Regions from separate parts of the Homo sapiens genome. Here regions 2 and 3 are each linked to region 1. A link is a loop called in an ENCODE intact Hi-C map of the cell type or tissue named here. Cell type or tissue: heart right ventricle. All regions are shown on one strand.

The links. Hi-C counts contacts between places; a loop is a spot of excess contacts. Peaks named below come from ENCODE experiments on the same cell type or tissue, not always from the same donor. Only the 100,000 strongest peaks of a DNase experiment are listed, where the experiment ranks them.
Region 2: a loop joins it to region 1, with 14 times the contacts of the local background. A loop is called at or near these places in 38 of 110 quality-filtered maps.
Region 3: it touches region 1 in a loop (11-fold over the local background); 102 of 110 quality-filtered maps call a loop at or near these places.

Annotation. Positions count from the first base shown.
Region 1 is chr7:28,850,139-28,858,138 of GRCh38, reverse strand. No RefSeq gene overlaps it. Among named protein-coding and RNA genes, the nearest start is that of TRIL, 100 kb to the left of the region's middle. RefSeq lists a silencer at 3,826-4,025. In heart right ventricle, a CTCF peak has its summit at 3,774 (motif pointing right); a DNase peak (open chromatin) is centred at 3,768; H3K4me3 peaks cover 1,315 bases; H3K27me3 peaks cover 609 bases.
Region 2 is chr7:28,624,436-28,632,435 of GRCh38, reverse strand. All of the region lies in intron 5 of CREB5 (cAMP responsive element binding protein 5), which reads right to left. Among named protein-coding and RNA genes, the nearest start is that of CREB5, 220 kb to the right of the region's middle. In heart right ventricle, a CTCF peak has its summit at 5,591 (motif pointing right); a DNase peak (open chromatin) is centred at 3,056; H3K27ac peaks cover 3,558 bases.
Region 3 is chr7:28,386,539-28,394,538 of GRCh38, reverse strand. It overlaps a transcript of CREB5 not described here. Among named protein-coding and RNA genes, the nearest start is that of CREB5, 22 kb to the left of the region's middle. In heart right ventricle, CTCF peaks have their summits at 4,726 and 4,938 (motif pointing left); no DNase peak of the experiment used is centred here; H3K4me3 peaks cover 1,174 bases; H3K27ac peaks cover 597 bases.

The sequences.
Region 1 (8,000 bases):
ATCTCTACAAAAAAAGAAAAAATAAAAATTAGCCAAGTATGGTGGCAAGCACCTGCAGTCCCAGCTACTTGAGAGGCTGAGGTGAGAGGATTGTTTGAGCCAGGGAGGTTGAGGCTGAAGTGAGCCATGATCACACCACTGCACTCCAGCCTGGGCAACAGAGCAAGACCCTATCTTAGAAAAAAAAAGATGTACTGAAATTAATACCATAAAATTTTGTTCAGTTTGGGTGGTAGGTATGTGAGTATTTGTTATTTTGTTATATTTACGTATGTTTGAAATATCTTATTAAATAAGAAAATGCTACATTGTGCCAAGAGCAATGGTAGGGATTAACTTAGGATATGAAAGGAACAAAGATAAATCCACCTGCCAGCTAGCCCAGAAAGAGTGTGGGAAGCAGTGGAGAGAGTCAAAGAAAGCTTTCAAGAAACCACTGACACTTTAAAAAATGTCTTTAGTTTTAATTGACAAAGACGAATTGTATATATTCGTACAATGGGGTATAATGTGATGCTATGATACATGTATATATCATGAAATGATTAAATCAGGATGTCACTCCACATATTTATGTTTTCTTTGTGGCAAGAACATTTAAAATCTACTTCAATTTTTTAGCAATTTTGAAATGTGCAATACATTATTGTGAGCTATAGTCACCATGCTGTGCAATAGATCACCAGAGCTTATTTCTCCTGTCTAACTGGACTTTGTACCTTTTGACTATCATCTTCCCCTTCCTTCTCCACCCCCACACCCAGTCTCTGACAACCACCGTTCTACTTTCTACTTTTGTGAGTTCAACATTTTTAGATTGTACGTATAAGTGAGATTTTGCAGTATTTGTGTTTTTGCACCTGGCTTATTTCACTTAGCATAATGTCCTCCAGGTTCATCCATGCTGTTGCAAATGACAGAAAATATGGTGTACATATATAATGGAATACTATTCAGTCTTAAGGAATTTTTGTCATTGACATTTCTTTTAAAGTAGGGAGATATCACGGGGGGATTTGCATTTTAGGAAGATGAATGAGAGAGAATAGCGATATGGAGGCAGAGAGATCAACAGAAGACCATTTGCCCCAAGAAAAGATTTGTGAAGGCCTAAACCCATGTGGGGATCAGAGGGAGGAGCAGGGACTAGAGGTACTCTTCAGAGAACCCTTACATCTTGGGTTCTAGTTGGATGTGAGAGCTAAGCAAGAGGAAATCTGGAATGCCTCTGAAATTTCTGTCATGAGCTCTTGGGAGAATGCAGTTTCTGGCATTGTTAATTCAGCTCGTGTTTTCCAGATGATTAAGAGGTTAGAGGCAAGAGAAAGAAGACGATGAGGTTCCTTAACAAAGTGTTACATTCGTGGTTCTTATGGTATGCCCAAGTGTCCACACAGAGAGAATAATGGATTCAGGAGAGAGGTCCACGCTAGAGATAAGGACTTGGAGGTCAGCAGAGGTCTGTTCATCTCTCGAGGAGGGAGAATAGATAGGAATAGGGTCAGGAAGGTGGCCAATACAGAGCCTTGAACACACCTACTTTAAAATCTGGAGGAGTGGGGGTGAGAAGGAAATCCTTCTAAAGAGGGCTGAAAAGAAACAAACAAGACAAACAGGAGATAAAATCCAGACAGAGTTGTGACTGAGCCCAAGGGACGGTGTGAATCTCCAGGAGAAAATAGCCCAAGAGGTAAAAATTCATGGAGAAGCCAACAGAATATCCATGAAAGTTATCCACTTAATATAGCAAGCCATTTGCAGGCCAATGATAATTACAAAAGCCATTTCAGGACACCAGATTGTAGAGGGTGGACTTGTAGCATGGTAGGTGTTCATTAAACATTTGTTGGATTGAATTACACAGGGTTACTGCCATCCTGGAACAGGCCTTGATGCTCAGGGAAGGGGTAGATGTTAGAGAAGGAATGCGGTCTTTATTGGACATTCCAATTTGGTCTAGGACCAGTAGCCCTGGATCAATCTAGAGAGGAGGCTTCCTCTTCCCAGCCTGTTGAGTCTTTGCCAACATTTTACTGCTCTGATCCATTATCAGTGTGTCACCCCTTTGCCATGCATAGAAACAGTAAGTGCAAAGAAAATGCACTGTGGGGGTGGATGACTCAGGAGGTTTGGCAATGGATAAACAGCATTTTACCTTTAGTGGTGATAGATAGAGGGCCCGCAAGGCAAAGACTGCTGTCTGCTTCTCCTCACAGGCGTCCTCCTCCTACTGTATTTTTGTGTAGCTCCAAGCATGCCACAAGTACCCACAACAAACCATTAATTAAAGCTGGTTTCTGGTCTAGGTTTAAAAACTCCAAAGTTGTCACATGGAGGGGTGTGTGTGTGTGTCAGAGGGAGAGAGAGAGAGAGAGAGAGCTTCACTAACCTTTATAGCCACTGCCTCTCTTATTCACCCATCTAACTTAGCAGCAGGCACTGAAGCCCAAATCGAAGAAGAAACCCAGTGTGCTCTGTCCTTGGAGGTATCTCCAGAGTACAGTGTCTTGTGCCTGCCACTGCTAGACATTCAGAGAATACTGACTGACAGATAGGAGGGATGAGGTGGCATCTTCTGGCACTCTGAATTTCCTTCATACTTTTTCTGATTTGGATTGTGTGGGTTGTACCAGCTAGTGTTCAACCTCAGACACAGAACCAATATATCCATTCAGAGATGTCTTACTAGGAATTGGCTTATGCTGGCCGGGCGCGGTGGCTCACGCCTGTAATGCCAGCACTTTGGGAGGCCGAGGGGGGTGGATCATGAGGTCAGGAGATCGAGACCATCCTGGCTAACACGGTGAAACCCCGTCTCTACTAAAAATACAAAAAAAATAGCCGGGCGTGGTGGCAGGCGCCTGTAGTCCCAGCTACTCGGGAGGCTGAGGCAGGAGAATGGCGTGAACCTGGGAGGCGGAGCTTGCAGTGAGCCAAGATCGTGCCATTGCACTCCAGCCTGGGTGACAGAGCAAGACTCCATCTCAAAAAAAAAAAAAAAAAAAAAAAAAAAAAAAAATTGGCTTATGGTGTTGTGGGAGCTGCCTAAGCACATCCAAAGTCCACAGGACAGGGAGTCAGGAGGGGAAGCTAAAAAGCAGAATGGAGCTCTGGGCATGGCTGCGCTGTTGTTCATGGATGTGACCTCCTCTCTGTCTCGGTCTCTGTCTCTCTCTGGGGAGTCTTGGCTGTGCTTTGAGGGCTTCCGACTGATTAGGCCAGGCCCACCCAAGTTATCCAGTATAACCTCCCTTACTTAAAAGTGAACTGATTAATGACTTGAATGACATCATCAAACCCTTTCACAGTAACAGCTAGATTAGTGTCTGGTGAATCAATGGGAACTTTAGCTTAGTCAAGTTGACATATCAAAAAAGCCATCACATGGGGTTAAGAATAATGTTAGAGATCCTGTGGATAGGTAAAGAATAGGGTGTGTGTGTTTGTGTGCATGTGGGTGTGTTTACGCGTGCGCGCGTGTGTAGGGAGGGAGGAAGAGGGAGTTGGAAGTCTTGGGATCCTCCTTTCTCTTCCCTTTGAAGTCTCACAGAAGTCTGTCGGGGGAAGATAATTGGCGTCTAACACCTTGCCGAGGGAAACCATGCCCTGAGGTTCTGCAACCCCGACACGCTGATGGAAGAACCATGTTTGCTGGCAGAGCCCCTGGTCCAGTGCCTTAGATAGGAGGCACCCACCCCGCCGGCAGGGCTGCTCCACAGTGTTGTGCGGCATGGCGCCTGGCGCCGGATGATTTCCCCACGGCGGCGCCAGAGGGCGCCCGAACTGAGGATTCGGCCCAGGACTCCCAGAGGAGACCGGCAGGTGCGGCGACGCCCAGGACTCCCGCACGCCCCGCGGCCCCGGCACGGGCACCGCACCTTCCCTGGCTACCAAGGCTACCTCCTTCACGTGCACATTTCAGGGATGGGCAGGCCGACTCCTGGGAGCAAGGAGCTTGTCTTTGTAAAGGGCGGGAGGAGGTGGCTGCTGCGGAGGGAGGCGGCAGCCTCAGGGCCCGGGAGGCTCCGTGCCTCTCTAGTCCATGCTCTCGGCTCCTCCCTCTTACTCTCAGACCCAGGGTCAACTTTTCTTGGGGCTCGGACTTTCGGAAGGCTCGCTGTCCCAGGAGGGAGTACGGCCCCGGCATGCGCTCCCCGACTTGGCCACCGCCTCCCTGAAATCCTCCCGTGGGTGCGCAGCGTGCCCGAAACTCAGCCGAGGTGCCCCCTCTGCGCGCTCCACACCCGGGCTGCTGCGGCGTGCAGCGGGATCTGCGCTTCCCTGCCACTTAACCGCCCCTCGCAGAAGACCCTGCCCCCTAAAAAGTCAGGGCCCAAGGCAAAGAAGCAGGTCTTTTGCGTAGTTTTTGTTTTGTTTCAATCAGGAGTTTAAAAAGGATGTGTACTAATGTCACCCTTCTCTCCGTTAAACGTTCAGAATCTTAATGCAATGCTTTTTAAAAGCAATACAAATTTTGAGGGAAAGAAAAATCACTAGAGGACTTTATGGTTAAAGGTTTTAATGCAATGGTAGTATTACAAAAATAACTGGCATAGTTTTTTTTTTTTTTTTTGCAATTCTCAAAGGTGGTGGTGAACAAGGACAAAACAGATCAGACAGTTGGAAATAATAAAGAAAGGCTTCTGCGCTCATAATTTTCACTGAAAGTGCTCATAATTTGCACAACTGGAACAGTTAAACACTCAGTGAGACTGAGCAATAAACACATTTCTCACTCAAACATAGCAGAGGTCAGGGAAGGAAGCCCGTGTTCTTCTTTTCTTGTCGGATGTAGGCACCTCCCTGGCCACAGCTTATTCGTGTGGTTTTGGAAAACTCTGACAGAAATGAGTGTCTGGGAGGCTTCTCAGTTGTCAAGAGGCTTCTTATATTTCCTAAAGAAACTCAACCTAGATTCATTAAGCCAAGTCACAGAGCAAAGAGAATTAAATATTTTTCTAAGGCTGCAACTAATCCTGAAACTTATAGTGGGGGAGGGGAATCTGACATATGAAAGGTCTGTGATATTTTTATGGAAAATGTATAGAGATGTTGTGTTTAAATATCCTCAGATGAGGAAAAATGGATTTTTTTTTTGTTTTTTCAAAACAAAAACCAAATGATTTTCATCCTCCTATTCCCAGACCTCTCCTTATAGACTTCAATTAAGTATCCTAACGTCTTTTTTTTGAGTCATTTAGGAAAATACTTATATGTCAGTGAAAGCAGGGAGATCCTTTGAAAGATCTTGCTAATGTATGTTAGAGTAAGGCCAGCTCTTGTATTTATGATGGTTTTTCTTTTTCATCGAAATTGTAGGCTCACATTAAGGATTTTCCCTCCCTTTATAAACATCGGCACAGTGCCGTAACTTCCTTTATTTGCAATCAGTTATCCCATGGTTAACAAAGAACTTTTTTAGAGAAAAATGTGGCCTAATGAAATTCAGTAATTCTTTATATAAAGAAAAAAGGATCTTTTATATGCATTTTTATATGCATTAAATATATAAGCATGGTGTGTACCTGGTAAAGTTGATTTCTGCTGACGATGTAACACAGGTAAATCAACATAGGGTCTCTAGCACATTATAGGGTACACTTTATTGGGTTTTACCTTCAGGTAAAGACTTCTATTAAGAATATACAAGTGCCTGCATACCTAACCTGCCTTGTTTTCCACAGGGCTGTATACATAATCTCTTTTTAAAAATTTGTTTAATCAAAGCTTGCTATATTGAATACATTTAATTGGAATCCAGTGGTTAAAGAATATAAAAATTTACTGCTGTAGAAAAGTTTTGATTAGTGCTTTCCATTAGTGAGTGTTGTTGAGTAAACCCTCTAACAGCATATTTGAGTTCAGACAAGAACTGACTTAGCAAAACAGGTGATACTTTCAACTGTACAAATATATTATTTCCCATAAATATTCCTAATGAAAGAGGTGGTCTGTTTCAGAGGAAGTAACTGCAATGACGACTTTTAAATAATCGGAAAAAAAGTTCCCAACCTTGATAAATATGTGCACAGGGACTGAAAGGGTGAATTATTAGGTGAGGAAAGGTAGAGTCTAGAAATCCTGCCCCATGTATGTTATAAAGTAAGCTGCACAAAAGCATGGCAGATAGCATCTGTGAGCCAATGCCATTTTCCTGCATCAAGATCTTTCCCTTTCTTCTTGCATCAAAAAAGTGAATTCAAATACAAAGAAAGGATGTTTTACCCTACTGAAATGTTGCAGGCAGAAGAAAGTTTGTGCTTTTTCTTTTTTTTACAAAAAAAAGAAAAAGAAAAAAATACGTTTGAACAAAATTAAAATACAAGAAGGTTCAATTCTCAGAATTTAACAATTAATTTTCATTCAGTGCTTAGCTATCAACTACAGACTTTATTAGTTAACAACAAAAGCAAAGATGCAGGTTTAAAAGGGAACTTTGGTTCCCCTTTTCCCATTTATGATTCTCCAATTCAGGAAGGGCTACATTTCTTTTCAACTATGTGTTTAAATCTGGAATCAAGATGGGAGTAGTTAAACCACCGGCTGTGTCATGAAGTAACAAGTCAGGGTTCTGTGTCTCAAATGACAAACGTCTGACTTCACCTATTGCATGGAAAAGCCCCATGTACTGGAGTCAGAGGTCTGAATCTAGATTTTTCAACTATAGAATTCCAGCCCATTTTTAGAGGGAGCTAAGTGCTGTGAATATCTTCATGCACATGAAGTGTGTGTGCGTGTGTGTGTGTGTGTGTGTGTGTGAAGGCAACACAAGTGGGCAGGGCAGTAGAAGAAAGGGAGAGGAATTGGGGATGCAGAAAGCCTCTGCTTTGGAATATTACATGTTTTCCTTTTCTATTATTCACAATGAATTTAAAGAATATTTTATAGAGAAGTAAATCCCCCCTTCTTTTTCAAAATTAGTGACAGTTGTAGGTGACTATTTTGTTCTGCCATTGTTCAGATGTAGTGTATGAACAATGTCAGGGATGTAATGTATGACCGACTTTTGTGTATGATACCCACTTATAGATTGAAAACTGAAAAAGTTCAGAGAGAAATTTGTGTACACACAATTGTTCTTTCTCTTTCAATATCACCACTGTTGGCTGACAATGAAAATGTGAAGAACATCTCATTTTGTGTTACATCCCAATGTTCTGTCTTTGCAAAAGCAATACCTCAATATAATGGATGGAATTCAATGACAGTGGCAAACAATACTACTTACAATGCTATGTATGAAAAGAATGTTATACCATAACAGTACATTGCAGAAAAATGACATTTCATGTTAGAATTATTTGATTTGATTGTGGTGAAAAGAAAAATGCTAATGTACTAAAATAAACTAGTAAGCAGTCAAAAAAGCAAAATATGTAAAAGCATCTGATTTGTCAGATGAAATATATTTGATTACTACTCATCTAACATTCTACTACCAGTTTAAATAATTTTATTAATTAAATCTAAAATTATACAACATGTTAATCTTGTAGACTAAAAGGGGAAGGAATAATTGAAAGCCTGAATATTATAGAGTGAAGTTGAATTACTTTTAGGTATGAGAAGAGCCCTTTTCACAGTGTTACTTCCAAGTGGGTTTGACTGACTATTGATAACTTCCATTTGTAAGTAGCCTCATTTGCATATAAGCCGTGTATATTATGTCATTCAATAATAATAATTTTAAAACTTCTTTTATTATGCACCCATGAGGTACCTGGCTCTGCCCAGAGTGGATTTACACAAGGAATAAGAAGGATCCAGCTTGTTCCCTAGAAGGCACAGTCAGATGTCTTAGAAAAATTAAACAAGTCACTATGGAATCCAGTGTACTTGTTGTTTAATAAATGTTTCTTATTTACTAACATTCAAAACGTAATCTCCACTCAGTCCCAAGAGACTTTTTACAAATTCTGAATTTGTGTGGTTTTAATTAATAAAATGTTTCTCTAGCATTTCCAAAAAACTGTTTAGGTTGAGAGTTTTAAAACATCCTG
Region 2 (8,000 bases), 230 kb after region 1:
GACCCTCACTTCTCCTTTCCTGACATCTCTTCCTAGTCCTGGCCAGGCAGTTCAGACTTCAGACATCCATGTCCTGTCATCAGTCAACTTCAGGAAATTTTTCGAAATTGCTGCCCAATCTGCAAGGACAGGAGGTAGAGGAAATGGAAAAGTGAGAGAGGGAGGAAGTTCTGTTCCTTGGTAGCTGCTAGAAATCAGGGGAAACACTGGTGCTTATGTTTATTCAGTCCAGGCACCTACAATTTTGGTGTAGGGGGATAAAGGCTGTTATCTTGTGGAAATGGAACAAACTTCACTGGGTTGGAATGTTAGTCTTGACTCTTATGGGAAGAACACGGTCCAAGCTGTGCTTTGGAAGTGGCCAGTGCTATTTTCTATTTGCAAGAGAAATTTCTGACATGGGTTTAGCCTACTTTAGTTACAAAGTGCCCTTATATGCATAAAATGGTGAATTTTCATTGACTCCTTTTCTCCAGCACAGAGGCTTTGAAGACGCCATGCCTAAGCCTGTCATTCTCTCTACTCTTCTGTTGGCAGGTGCCTCCTCATCTTTCAAACACATTCTCTTCCGAGACACCATCCCTGGCGCCGCCTTATGGTGCTTCCCTCCACTCAATTTCCCAAGGCCAAGATCTTTCATTTCTTTTGCAACCCTTATCCCAACTTGTGATTATTCATATATTTGCTTATTTCTTTTTGTCTAGCTTCCTTACTTGACTGCAAGCTCCACAACAAGGCAGAATTATGAGAGGCTGAGGCAGGAGAATCGCTTGAACCTGGGAGGCGGAGGTTGCAGTGAGCCGAGATCACGCTGCCACTGCACTCCAGCCTGGGTGATAGAGGAACAGAGGGAGACTTCATCCCCTCTGCCGCCCCCTCCGAAAAAGGCAGCACTGGCATCTCTTTCATCTGCAGTGTGTACTCAAATCTTTGCCAAGTGTTTGACACATACAAGATGCTCAATATTGGTTAAACAAAATAATTCATGCCATAACCCTGGGAGGTGGTCATTTTTACAAATGAAGAAACTGAATCTCAAAGGATTGAGTGCCTTTCTCAAGGCCACACAGCTGGTATTTGGCAGAGCTGAGGCTTTAACGCAGGGTTTCTGATGCTTGGTTTTTAAGGCTGTTTTGATTACACTCCACACAGAAGGCAACTCACAAACAGCTGTGAAGGGTGCTACAGAGTATCCCAGTTATTCCAGTATCCCAGTGGGAGGCAGATTAAAGCAGTCAGTGATTAGGAATCAACATCCCTGAAATCTTTGTCACAGAGAAGAAGAATCAATGGCCCTGACCAAGATACACTCAGAGCGGGTCGGTATTGAAAAGTTTCCGTACGTCTCTGAGTCCCACTGGTGGTACCCTGTAGTGGTTGAGCCATGTGCTCTGGGGTCAGAGCTCTGGATTCTGACTCCAGCCTAACCACTTACTTGCTGTGTAATTCTGGATAGGTTATTAATGTTTCTGCCTGGTTTCCTCATATCTAACACGGGGGCAAGAGTCATACGTACCTCATAGCGTTCTGTACCATACATACTCTGCCTGGAATACAAGGGAGGTAGTCAATAAATTAATGTTGACTAAATATTGAAAGACTCTATAAACATATGTCTTCTGCATGCAAAAAGTCACTCTCTTAGCAAGTAGGGTGGTGATCAAAGTAGAAAATGGTTGAAAATATACTTGGAATTTTTCTGAGACTCTTAGCCACACTATTGTCTTTTTATATGGAAATCTACTTAATCAGAATGATTATAATTCCCCAGCTATAAACCAAAATGCTTTACGCATTGCTTGTTTTGCTTCATCATGTGTCCCTCTGTTGCTATAGTTTTGAGCAGCCACATTTTTTCGAACTTTTTCAGCTGCTGCACACCCAGCAGGATGCCTTAAGATGCAATATGTCAGGTGAAAATGAAAAACATATGTTTTTTTCAGCACTCGGTCTCAAGTATTCATGGGTTTCCAAAAAGCACAGATTTGAGGATAAGATTTTCAAACAGACTAGACTGAGATGTACATTTCCCATTGTTCCTGAAGTTGCTATTAGGAGTAGGTAATTAATCAGCTGGCATTGGAAGTGAGCAGTTTGTTACTTTCACAAATTGGGTGGTACTACAGAATCATGACAAATGACAAAAACTTTGCCTAACTGAGATTTGGGTCTGAAAAGAGGAAATTCAAGAGAAACAAGACAGGTATCATTTGGGAGAAGAGATTGATGGGCTTAGTCAAATTAGCAGAACTAAGTCCTATGGGTAGAAATACCAGAAAAATGTAACTGGCTCCATAGAAGTAGTACCCTCTAACGATTCAGGAACAGTTCAGGCTGTCCAAGTAGCCATCACATGAGCAGTGAGTCCACAGTTTCACAGAATGGCTGGGGCAGAAGGTGGGTAGCCACCTCTCAGGGCTGTTTGGAAGTTGTACATTGGATTGGAAGGTTGGATTGGGAGGTCTCCAAGGTTCCTTCCAACATTGAGAGTCCATGTTTTCTGAATGTGCCATAGAAGCCTATCCTTTCAAATCTATACTCCTTTGTCAATCACTGGCCAACAGTTCTACTTACAGAAGCATAATCAATACTGAAGCTTCTTTGAGGGTGGACACTCAATACAGGAAAGAGCCTTCACATGTTTATGATGTCTCTGACAAACAAAAATTAACTTTTACAATTTAATAGATGCCATCCCTTATAAAAAGCTGAGACAGCCATTGGGAACATATGAATCATGGATGGTCAGAGCTTTGAGAACAAGACTCATGACTGCCATGAAGCAAAGGTCATCCCAGGAGAATGTTGTGGCTCTGTGTTTAAAGGGGCCCTTCCTAACCCTAGAAGGCCAACGTGTTTCCTGAAAGCAACACAACTGTTCAACCCCTGACTGTCCCTGCTATCTTTTAAAGCAAAGAAACTCCCTGCTTGCCAGCCTGCCTGCTCAACAGTGAATACAGAGTTGTCTGTTGGCTGCCCCAGATCCTCTCTGCTCTGTTTAGAGAGGCCAGAAAGAAGAATTCAGGGACCAACAGCAGCTGAACAGCTTGGCTGACCCGCACGCTGGGCGTCTGATTCCAGGACAACTCTCCAAGGAAAGGGAGGAGGTGGAAGGAGGACTGGGTAATAAATTAGCCCCTTGGACTTCCCTGCAGAACCTGCTGCTGTGTCCATCCTCAGCTTCTCTTTTTAAACATATGCCAGTGGATTAATGTTAGCAATCTAACCTTTGTTGAGTGCTTGCTATGGGCTAAACTCATCTCTGAGGATTTCGCACGTATTGTTTTATTTAATTTCTACAACAACCTGTGAGTGTTTTTATCAATGTTTAAGCAAGTAAACCGAGGCACCATTTGGTCCAAGATGACACAGGTGGCAAGAGGTAAACTCACCGTTTAAACAGACAACTTGGTTTAGAAGTCTGGGATCTTAATCACTATCCTAAATTAAGCGGGAAGAGGGGACGTGGGGGAGAAGGGGCATTGGAAGTTTGGCTTAAGGGTTTTTGTTTGTTTTTAATGTAGTTAAATCTATCAATGTTCAATGCCTATCTAATAATCTTTTCTCCCCCCAGCTAGACTGTAGTTCATGAACCAAGACTGTTCTTTCTTCTTCTCAACTATTAGCACAGTGTCTGGCCAATGAGAGGGACTTGGTCACAGCAGAGGAAATGTCTATAAGGATTTTCCTAGAAAAGCCAGATAAATGTTACATGAAAATCAATAACATGCAGCATATTGTCTCTAGCACCTTGGATGCTGCTGTTGGACCCTAAGAGCCCACCCCTTGGCCAGCATGTCCCCTCATCTCCATGACAGCCACCCACCCTCACACAGTAGAATGTTCTTGAAATTTACACTTTCTTCTGCCACTGGCTACCATGGTCTCTTCCTTCTCTTACCCACTGAAATGCAGATTTCCTATGTCTTGTCCCCTGGGCTCCAGAGAAGCCTGTTTATTTTCCTTGGGTGCTGAAACATCTTCTGGAAGGTTTTGAGGGCAAAGTAGACTGACAGATGCTAAGCCTTCTGGGGCAAATCAGAACTAGAAGAGGTGACCAGACAGGAGACAGACAATAAGCAGGCGTGGTCAGTTGCTGTAGCTGCCCCAGTGGTAAGAGGTTTCAGTAAACAAACAGAGGTAAGTTCAGGAAACCTGCTCAGTCTTATCATTTGTGCTACAAATGTAGACCACAAAAGTCCTGGATTGCTGTCAGTCTTTAGGGTCTCGAGACCCTAAAGACTGACGAGAGATATGAGAGCCATTCCTCTCTGACATCCCTGAAAAGCTGAGCTGATCCTGTTGGGCAATACCGTAGTAAGAAGAGGAACTGGCTGCCTGTTAGAATAAGAGAATAAGAGAAATCCCTTCACTGAACTGGGAAGTTTCCAAATAACTGGAAAAGAGAGGCATTACTGCTGCGTGATAGTGGGTAGATCAGGATATTTCATATAAATTATATAAACTGTGAACAATTTGGCAAGGCAGGCATCATTGCTTCTATTTCACAGATAAGAAATAGAAGCAGCCTCACACCATAACAATAGCCTCTGCTTATTGGACTAAGTCACATACAGATTTTTATTTACTGAACACTCAGTACAACAGCCACTGTCATGAAAATAATTTCTAATGAATGCCCTGAGGTTTGTCTAAGGCTGAAGATAAGCTGAAAAGAAGAGGATATGGCCAGAGGAGGTCCAGGGGTGCGGGGTAGAGGGGGCCCTTAGAAAGTGTGAAGTGAAGAACTTCATGCTATCCCACCAATCTGTGAATGACTATAACTGCATGGCGAAAACCCTTTTTTGCATTTCAAGAGGCAGGTCATGGGAGCTACAACTGGTCATTTAAATGAATTTTACTTATTTCTGAGCCAAGGCCTTTCAGGGTCTTGGTATTCAAATTTAAGCCAGAAGATTAATTCAGCCCAGTGTTTTGCAACCGTGACCTCATGTAAAAAAAATACTGATGCCTGGGCTCCACCCCAGAAGAAATGATTCAAACCTTCTGGGGATGGGCCCAAGTACTGGTATTTGTTTTAAAGCTCCCAAGTGAGAGCAACAGGTAGCCAGGGCTGAGCCACTCTTTCAAACGAACGGTTCAAGTATTATTGTATCTAATGAAAGGAATCAAGGTCCCAAGTTGCCTTGAAAATTCGAGGTGATCTTAAATTTTTCTCTATCAAATGCTGGGCTATCAGAAACTCCAAGCTGACAATACCAAGGCAACTGTGATAGACATTTTGGAACAGATGCCCAGCAGCCACGGTAGAAGACAGGGAAAAAAAAGATTATATGAACCACCATCTTAATTATGGAAAACCAGACACCCTGGCAGAAGGCCAGGGGCGTAGCAGAATGGATGGGGTGGAGGACAGGAGAAATTTTAGGAAATTAGAAATTTTAATAACTTTGTCTGTCAAGGGCTGCAAGTGGATGTCGACTTGTTTCTAACTCATTGCAAGCATTGAGAGCAAAAACAGATGAGAAAAAAAACCCCTGTATCACATCCTGGCTGCTTTTTATTTCTCCAGCCTAGGAACAGAAAAGAAATTGAAGCCGTCCTGGGGCCCCTTTCCCCAAATCTGATGAAGGGCCCCCGGTAGGCTCCCTTTCTGAACACCAGGGGGAGTAAGACATAGTTTGCCTTGTTCACCATGCCTTTCCATGGAGCATGAGAAAGAACAAGTTCTTGCTTCTTGTTTAGATCCCTTCTTGAATAGCTCTTCCTTCTCTCCCTGGCTAAAGAGGACGATCTATTTGCACTCGTTTAAAAGAGTAAGTAAATGCTCTTTAGAAGCAATAAAATCGATTCTGTTCCATCACCCCAGGGTTTGAAGTGGCAACAGAGGGGAGGGGTTAAGAGAGCAGATCCTGGTGCCAGACTTCCTGGGTTTGAATCCCAGAAACAGCACTTAGTAGCTCCTTAGCTACGGGCAGGTTACTTAACCTCTCAGGTCTTGGTTTTTCTGTTTGTAAAATGGGGATAGTCATAATAACACACCTCATGGGATTGTTGTGAGGATGGGTGGGTTAACACACATAAAACTTGGAACAAGCCTGGGCATATAGCCAGCAGTCAATGAGTATTAGTGCTATTTTCCAAGAGACTACCAGGAAATTTTCAATTCAAATTTGAACTCTTCCACACTTCAATCATTCTAAATATTTTATATTAACAATCATACAACTCAAATCACAGGAATGGTAAAGCCAGTGGAGCATTTGACAAGAAGCAATCTTTTAAGGTAGAAATAAATGACTTATGTAGTGATCTCTACTTGATACAGAAAACAATGAATTATACTACCTTAATGTGAATAATACATACGTTAAATATAAAATGACACACCCAAATAGAATGACCTCATAAATGAATGTACTCCAATGAAGAAAGGCAACAATCTGTTAGGATATCATTATCGTAAACTTTTCCCAGAGGGTGTAAGAAATTAGTTGAAGAAAAGCATATGGTACCTAATGACAACTTAGATACCTTTTTAAAAGACTCTTACAGTAGTTATTTCACTAAAATGCATGTACTATTATAATTTCAGAAAATTGTTCTTATTGAAATAGATGATCCTCTATGATATTATGTCATTTTAACAAAATGAGTGGCCAATAAGGAAGACCTGTGTTGATTTACTCCTCTTAAAGTCTGATAGCACATTTTCCATGGATGGAGGCCATGGAATAAACATTGCTGTATCAAACATTCCTGACAATGAGGGAGAACTCTGCTTGCATGTTTTTTCATCCTAGCACACATAACTTTTTTCCCCTGTGGATCTTCAGCAAGGCAACGCAGTTGCCTTGGCTGTATGGAATTCAGCAAACAGAAATGCATGACCAGTGACCACACACTTGCATCTGGATGAGGTTTTGGCGGACTGTGCTTTGGGATTTTAACTCCAGCCACTAACAAGGACCCTCTTCTTTTTGACTATATAAGTCAACTCTGAGAACATGGGGTAGAATGCCTTTTTTTTGGAGTTCCTTCCATGTCTCCTGTGCACTGAGAATGCAGATAGGAGAGAACAACTCTCTTGTCCTTTGCACTTCCCGTAGTTGGAGGTACCAAAGTCTGGCAAGAAATCAGAATGATGGAGGAAAGAGCCATCTTAAAGGGTAGAATGAAACATCCTTTGTTCGTCCTATCAGCATGTGTGGGTAGAGGATAAAGCTGTCTGATGGAGTGGCACAGAGGTCAAAAGCAGGGCCTGGGCCTGGCTTGAATCCAACTCCACAGGTACTAGCCCTGTAACTTGAATTCAGTTGCTTAACTTCCCTAAGCCTCATTTCCTCATCTGTAGAACGGGGTTAATAATAGTTTCTGCCTTATAATGTAGCCATGGGAATTACATGAAATGCTGCTTATGAAATCTTTTATCTTACTCTGTATTTTTAAATCCTCACCAAAAAAAAAAAAAAAAAATCCAACATGGTGGATACTACTGTACCAATTTTGCTGATGGGAAACTGAGGCTCAGAGATATTATATAACTGGCCCAGAGTCATCCAGGCACGTCAGTGTAGGAAACTGGGCATGAACCTAGGATTGCCTGGCTCTGAAGCTGATGCTCCAAGCACTCACTGACCCATATCACAAAGTGAGCACTAGGAGCTGTCAGACCATCTGGGCCAGCCTTTCCTTTTATAGGGAAGAGTTACAATTAACAGAAGTTCAGCGAGTAAACTCAGGGTAGGAGGCAGGCATAAGAAATCAGTTCTTCAAGATTGTTTTTTTTTTTTTTTTTCACGTCTGTTGGCGGAACAAGGAAAAACGAAGTACAATTTGAGAAAAATGTTCAACTTAGACACCAAAGTAACAAGAGGATTTACTGGGGTGAGGCAGAAGTGGAGGCTTAAAGAAGGAGCCAGATAGACCCTCTTTTTGTACACAGCCTGTTAATCTTTAAAAATGTTGGCTACCTATGGTATGAAATTCAACTTTTTTAAATTGCAAACAAACTTGGGATTTCCACACGCATTATTACT
Region 3 (8,000 bases), 460 kb after region 1:
CGACTCCAGATTTATTTTTAGTAGTATTAGCATGGTGTACCTTTCTCCCTACCTTTACTTTTAATCTACATGTGTTTTCATATATAAAGTGGGTTCTTGTAGACAGCATATAGCTGGGTCTTATTTTTTTTAATCTACTCCATTAGTCCCTGTCCTTTACTTGGCTTACTTAAGCCATTCACATTTAAAGTGATTATTGATGTAGTTGGATTAATATCTACCCTATTTGTAACTGTTTTCTATTCATTACCCTTGTTTCTTTTTCTTTGTTTGCTTTCTACTCTTTTTATGCCTTCTCTGTATTTAATGGAATATTTTATATGATTCCATTTTCTCTCTTCTCTTAAAATATCAATTATATTTCTTTTTTTAAAAAAATGTGGTGGTCACCCTAGAGTTTGCAATATACATTTACAACCAATCCAAGTCCACTTTTTTTTTTTTTTTTTTTTTTTTTTTTTTTTTTTTGAGACAGAGTCTTGCTCCATCCCCCAGGCTAGAGTGCAGTGGCATGATGTCAGCTCACTGCAGCCTTGACCAGGTTCAAGTGATTCTCCTGCCTCAGCCTCCCCAGTAACTGGGACTACAGGTGTGCACAACTGCACCTGGCTAATTTTAGTATTTTTGGTAGAGATGAGGTTTCACCATGTTGGCCAGACTGGGCTCAAACTCCTGACCTCAGGTGATCCACCTACCTTGGCCTCCCAAAGTGCTGGGATTACAGGCGTGAGCCACCGCGCCCAGTCCCAAGTCCACTTTAACACTACACCATTTCACAGGTAATGCAGGTATCTTGTAACAGAGAATTCCCAATTCCTCCCCTCATCTCTTACAATGTTGCTCTCATTCCTTTCACTTATTCCTAAGCTATAGTCCCCCAATATATAGTTGCTATTATTATTTAGAACAACCTGTTTTTTGTTAGACAGCTGTTGAGCTTCAGTTAAGAAGATGGCAGTGTTGACTGCCAAGCTCTTTTTATGTCAGACTAGAAGCCAAAAGTTGACCTGAATTTTCACCACAATAAGACTAGGTGAGAACATAGGACAGGTAATTAGGATCTAGAAGAAAAAGCAATGATACCAGAATCCACAATCAATCATCAAAATATCAAAGTAACCAAGAAAAGTTTAAATGAGTAGAGAGATGGGCAGAAATAGAGCAGAGAGAAGAAACAGGGGAGAGTTGTTTGAAAATCTAAACCTTTAGCTCGCTGCTTTGTGAAATGCAGTCTGAGGAAGCAATGATTTTGAGAGACGAGTCAGACTCAGTAAAAATATTTGAAATTTCTTGACTTAAAAACATTGCTATGGCTGGATATGGTGGCTCACGCCTATAAATCCCAGCACTTTGGGAGGTCAAGGTGGGTGGATCACCTGAGGTGAGGAGTTCAAGACCAGCCTGATCAACATGGAGAAACTCCGTCTCTACTAAAAATAACATAAAATTAGCCAGGCGTGGTGGCACATGCCTGTAATCCCAGCTGTTTGGGAGGCTGAGACAGGAGAATCGCTTGAACCTAAGAGGCAGAGGTTGCGGTGAGCCAAGATCACACCATGGCCCTCCAGTGTAGGCAACAAGAGCGAAACTCTGTCTCAAAAAAAAAAAAAATTGCTGCTTTGTGGGTTGAGAGAGATGGCTTTAATTAAAAAGGACAATTGAGTAAACAAAGAGGGTCTGAGGTGGCAGTAAACCTGCCCTCACCACAGCTGAAATCATGTCATGAGACAGATGAGGTCTAGTTACGGGACTAAGGTGTAACCTGTACCTCGAAAATCTCTTCTGTCCTCCTGATCTCCTTTTCTATATGTATAAAAATGAGGATTTGACTAGATGAACTATCAGATCACTCTAAACTGAAATTCTAAGAGTCTATGAAAGGCAGATAGGCAGTGGAAATATTGATCTATCATCAGTCAAGGTCAAGAGTGAATTAGAAAGACCCCAAAGTGAAACCTACAAGGCAAATATTGCAAAACCCATAACATGTAATCCCACATAAACCTGGGCTGTCAGAAGCAAGGCATAACATGTATTTGGTTGGTGCAAAAGTAATTGCGGTTTTTGCCATTGAAAATAATACCAAAAACCGCAATTATTTTTACACCAAGCTAATAGAATTACCCAGCCACTTGAAGAGAATCAAAGAGGCAACCACAGCCAGAGACCAGGATCTGCTGAGGCTTAGAGCAGTCCCTTAGATCAAGAATGGTGAGAAGCATGCTCTTTTTTAAAGAAATTTTTCTTTATTTTTTTAAACTTTTATTTTAGGTTCAGGGGTACCTGTGCAGGTTTGTCATATAGACAAACTCATGTCACAGAGTTTTGTTGTACAGCTATTTCATCACCCAAATACTAAGCCTAGTACCCAACAGTTATTTTTCCTGATCCTCTCCTTCCTCCCTCCGTCCACCCTCAGGTAGGCCCCAGCGTGTGTTGTTCCCCTCTTTGTGTCCATGTGTTCTCACCATTTAGCTTCCACTTACAAGTGAGAACATGCGGTATTTGGTTTTCTGTTCCTCCATTACATTGCTAAGAAAAATGGCCTCCAGCTCCATCCATGTCCCTGCAAAGGACAGGATTTTGTGAAAAAATTCCCTTTGGCATTCCTAGAACAGCCACATTAGGAAAGGAGAGATGTCCTCTGGAGGGACCCCGGCTAGGAATGCAAAGGCTAGTGGGAAGCAGACCCCAAAACAGCAAATAAAATAGCTGCTTATTACATAGAAGGTAAAGAGCAAGGAACACTGGGGGTGGATAAATAGAAAAGGAAAAAGGAGACAGAGATGGAAGATTGATTTGTTGTTCTGATATTTGGTGAGAAGAACCACATCCAGTCCTTCCCAGAGGACATGGGAATACTTAGATTGGGTTGAAAGCAAATTATATAGGTGGCTGTCACCAAAAAGCACACTGAGGGATGCCAAGTGATTGACCATCAGAATTGGAGTAGATCTTATATCACAGCAAAGTTTGTGGTGGCACAGAGCAATTCTTCAATGGCCAGTTGCTCTGATTTCATTTACTTTACGCTGTAATTATATTGGAAAGCATGAAAACATTTTGAATACAAGTTTTATTTACTCACATGATTACTTTTCAAAACATTCATTCTATGGCACATAACGGCCGATTAGTAGCTACAAATGAAATCCAATTAAACGACCAGTGAGAAAAGATGGAGGAAAAGGCAAAACATCTGTGAAGTGCTTATGTGCCACACTGTGTGTTGGCTACTGATATTTGAACTTATTTGATCAGCACGCCACCCGTTAAGAGAGGTGTGATTATTACCACAGGTCTGAAGACCATGCCAACGTATGTGAAAAAAATTTTGATAAAATTATGATGTAATATTAATTTGAAATAGAACAGAAAACTGAGCGATGATACAAACATATTTGTTTTACCTAGTGGATAATTTTAAACTAAGAAACGAATAGCCAATGTGCTAGGATGACAAGACTGAATAGATTGTTTTCTCTATTTTAAAATATCTACAAAACACAATTATCAACAAAGACTTGAAAATTCAATAAAAGTAAAATAAATATACCAGGAGGAAAGTGCTATACATATATTATATTATATTATATTATATTCAACCCATCTTTCAAAGAGTTAAAAGTGCATAAGGAAACGCTAAGTTTGAGTTCGAATCATAAACTTGACTTGAACTCTGTTGTCAATTGCCAGGGAAAGCATTCCAGACTCTAAGAACTGTTTGAAATTTTTTTTCCTTCAGAGCATCAAGAAAATGCTAGAGGGCTTACAGGGCTCCTGGCATGTAAATTGTAGCCATCAGGAGAAAACCCCACTGTACTACAATGTGACACTTTCCAAGTCTTTATCCTATGGTCCCTTAAAATGCTGCTATACAGAGATGGTAAAAAAGAAATACAGAACTCTTCTGGTTTGAAATCAGCCAAGTGGTGCGGAGGAAGAAGAAGCACTTTGCCAAAACCCCACGGTTAAAAGTAATAAAGGGAGAAGTTTCTGTCAGTATCTAGAAGAGTTTTGTAAACAATTAGCTGCAAGACATCAGAGGCTCCAAAAGGAAAGATTTCTTTTCAGTACCACGTTTGGCAAGTGATCAGTAACATATTTCATTTCTGGTTTAATAAGGTTATTAACAGTTTATTTTTAAAAAGAGTGAAATAATGTTTTCTGTGAAGGTTTGCCGATAAGCATTAGTGCAGTAAAGAATTGTGTGCCTTTTTATGAACGGACTGCACAGTAGAATAAAACACTATCTACATGAGCTTTCACACAGCAGAGCAATTAATTAACTTATCTCCGTGAACACCGTTCTTGCTGAAACTTATTAAAAGTCTGATTCATCAGCAGAGCCCCAGGCAATCATCAATTGCCTCATAATAATACAAAAGACAAATAAGCGATGGTTATGTTCTCATTTAATATCTTAAGAAGATCCTCTTTGCCCTCTGTCTTTGTTTGAAAATATCTCTATTAAGAGTTTGAAAAAAAAAAAAACCCTCCTACTTGACATGAAATACGTTATGACCGGGAACTGTAGGAGTAAATTACAGAGCCTCCAGGATACCAGATTAAGAGGAGAAGCTGGACTTTCTCAAAGACACACAAATCATTCAACATGTAGCACAACAGGGCATACAGTGTGTTATCGATGCCGAGTTCCAAGCACCATTGTTAATACAGACCAGAAGAGGAATTGTTCATTAAATAATACAAGGGGGAGGGGAGGGGCCGCTCAGACTTCTGCATTAAATAAGCCAGCAGAGGGACGCTTGTTTCAAAAGTATTAGACAGCTTAATAGTTACTAGTCCGCTTAGAGTTTTGGTTTAAATTTAACTCCCAAATATCAATCTAACGACTTCTAAGCAGAAACTGTAGTTTATGAACCCTTTAAAAAAAAAAAAAAAAGTTTAGTATAGTTGGCAATATCAATAGCGCCCTCTACAGGAAGTTTTAAACCCACAACTGGTTTTCTTGAATTTGAAGACAAAGGCTAAGTAAGGTGAACACCATCTGAGGACAAGATTAAATTGAAGAAAAATTTGGAATGTCCATGAGGTCTCCATTTTACATGGAGATTTGGGAATTTGGAACAAAGCAAAATAAAACCACAGCCAGTAGCCCTGGATTAGTGTGCGTGTGTGTGTGTTTGTGCACGTAGTTGTTGTTGGTTTGTTAACACTGGGTCATTTGAGAGAGGTCAATTGAAATTCCTAATCCATCTTATTTTCTTTATGTTGAAATCTCAAAATTAGTTTTCTCTAGTCTCAGATTTGCTAGTTGCAATATTATACAGCATTACTCAGATCTTTTTAAGATGCAAATAGTGTTCACTGTTTTCAGAATGCATACATAACTAATGTGCAGATTTTTCAAATTATTTCCCCAATATTCAGTAAATAATGAACGTGAGGCTTTTGCATGTGAGAAAGCTCTGACGCTGTTGATAAACTATGCCTGTATGAATCCTAAAGAGATGGCTGTTTAATTACTACAAATAGTTCCTCTCCATGATTAGTGGTTCGGCTTCAAACTTAGAAACCAGGATGTGCTTGAAGAAATAGTTACAACTAAATTTTCTACACATGTCACCACAGCCTTGAAAGTCAGAGATGCAGTCTTCTTATCTCACAGCTGTAATATATCAAATGACCTTGTGACAATGATTTAATCTCATCTTATTTTAGCAAGTTATCATAATTTGGGAGAAATTTACTACTGATTTCAGAGATACCTCAAGAGTTATTAGGACTGATACAACAAATGCCAGCTCTAAGAGTTGAGGCATTATGCGTGATTGAGAAAGAAGTAAGCAAGGAGTTCAGAGGCTCAGTTTTGGTTTTCTACTATTGCTGTGTCTTGTTAGAGTCAACTAATTTTTTTGCGCCTTAGTTTCTTCATCAGAAAAATGATGAAAAGCTTCTGTCTGGAGAAATACTTGGAACTAGGTACCTAGAAATGCTGGATGAAATATACTAAACAACCATTTAATTGTTGAGCTCATAAGAAAGGAAGGGTAAACAAATAGTTGAGCTCATTACGGGCTGGAAAGCAGGTGTTAGCTGAATCTATGGCTGCCCTGTAGGCATCTGCCAATCTTGATAACCAAGAGGTTTGGATTTTAATGGCCACACTGAGGCCTAAGCAAGATGGGGAATTGAACCGAGACCTTACATAAAACCAAAATAATGAAGGGTGCAACTTCCACAGAAACCACATAAAGAGAACGAGGAAATCTTCTCAGCCTGGGCTCTGGGTCAGAATATTACATATTCTCTGAAAATTCATAACCACAGGCTTGTCCCTCAAAGGTCTGGCATTAAATTGATACTACCTGTGCAATTCAGAAAACCTTAGGCCAACAAATTAATCTAATGTGGACTCAGATGGGTAGTGACCTGCAGGGCCTGGCAGAAGTAGATGTAGATTCTCTCTTAGGAACTCACCCTCAACTCAGGTCTTGCAGGATTCCTCCAGATACAGCTGAATAGGAACTTAAAATCCAAAAGTACAAAGTACATGAGGAAATAGGCTCCATGATTGAGAGTCAGCAAAAACAACAGCTGAATTAGACCCTCAAGAATTTGAAATATTGAAATGGATGATGCAGAATAAAATAACCAAGTGTAAAATGTTAGTGAAATAATACGAATATGAAATAAAAACCTGAGAAAGTAATAAGGTACTCTCAAAACACCACATATTTTTTTCTTTCTTTTTCTCTTTTTTGAAAACATTTTAAGTTCAGGGGTCCATGTGCAGGATGTGCAGGTTTATTACATGGGTTTATTACATGACACCATGTGTGTCATGGTGGTTTGCTGCACAGATCATTCCATGACCTAGGTATTAAGCCCAGCATCCACTAGCTCTTCTTCCTGATGCTCTCCCTCCTCCCCCTCCACCCTCTGACAGGCCCCAGCGTGTGTTGCTCTTTCACATGTGTCCATGTGTTCTCATCAAACTAAAGAGCTTCTGCACAGCAAAAGAAACTATCATCAGAACGAACAGACAACCTACAGAATGGAAGAAAATTTTTGCAATCTGTCCATCTGACAAAGGTCTGATATCCAACATTTACAAGGAACTTAGACAAATTTACAAGAAAAAAAAACAAACAACCCCATTAAAAAGTGGGCAAAGGACATGAACAAATACTTCTCAAAAGACATACATTCAACCAACAAACACATGAAAAAAAGCTCAACATCACTGATCATTAGAGAAATGCAAATCAAAACCCCAATGAGATACCATCTCACACCAGTTAGAATGGCTATTAATAAAAAGTCAAAAAACTACAGAAGCTGGCAAGGTTATGGAGAAAAAGGAATGCTTTTACACTGATGGTAGGAGTGTATATTAGTTCAACCATTGTGGAAGACAGTGTGGCAATTCCTCAAAGACCTAGAGGTAGAAATACCATTTGACCCAGCAATCCCATTACTGTGTATATACCCAAAGGAATATAAATCATTCTATTATAAAGATACATGCATGTGTATATTCACTGCAGCACTATTCACAATAGTAAAGACATGTAATCAACCTAAATTTCCATCAATAATAGACTGGATAAAGAAAATATGGTATATACACACCATGGAATACTATGCAGCCATAAAAAGAAACAAGATCATCTCCTTTGCAGGGACATGGGTGGAGCTGGAGGCCATTGTCCTCAGCAAACTAATGCAGGAACAGAGAGATATTTTAAAAACTAAAAATTAAATTTAAAAGCACAGGGTAACAATACATTAGTCAAAACTAAAGAAAGAATTGGGAAACTGGAAGATAACACTCAAGAAATTAACCAAAACAGAAGCAAGGGAAACAAAGTAATGGTAACTGCAAAGAATACTTAAGAGAAATGGAGAATAGAATCACAAATTGATAAATGTCCACTTGGAGTTTAAGAAGATGGTTTTAGAGAAATGCCAGTAAAAATGGCATAGAATTTTTGAGAATAGATGAAAGATAATACTTTTCAAGTTCAGAAAGC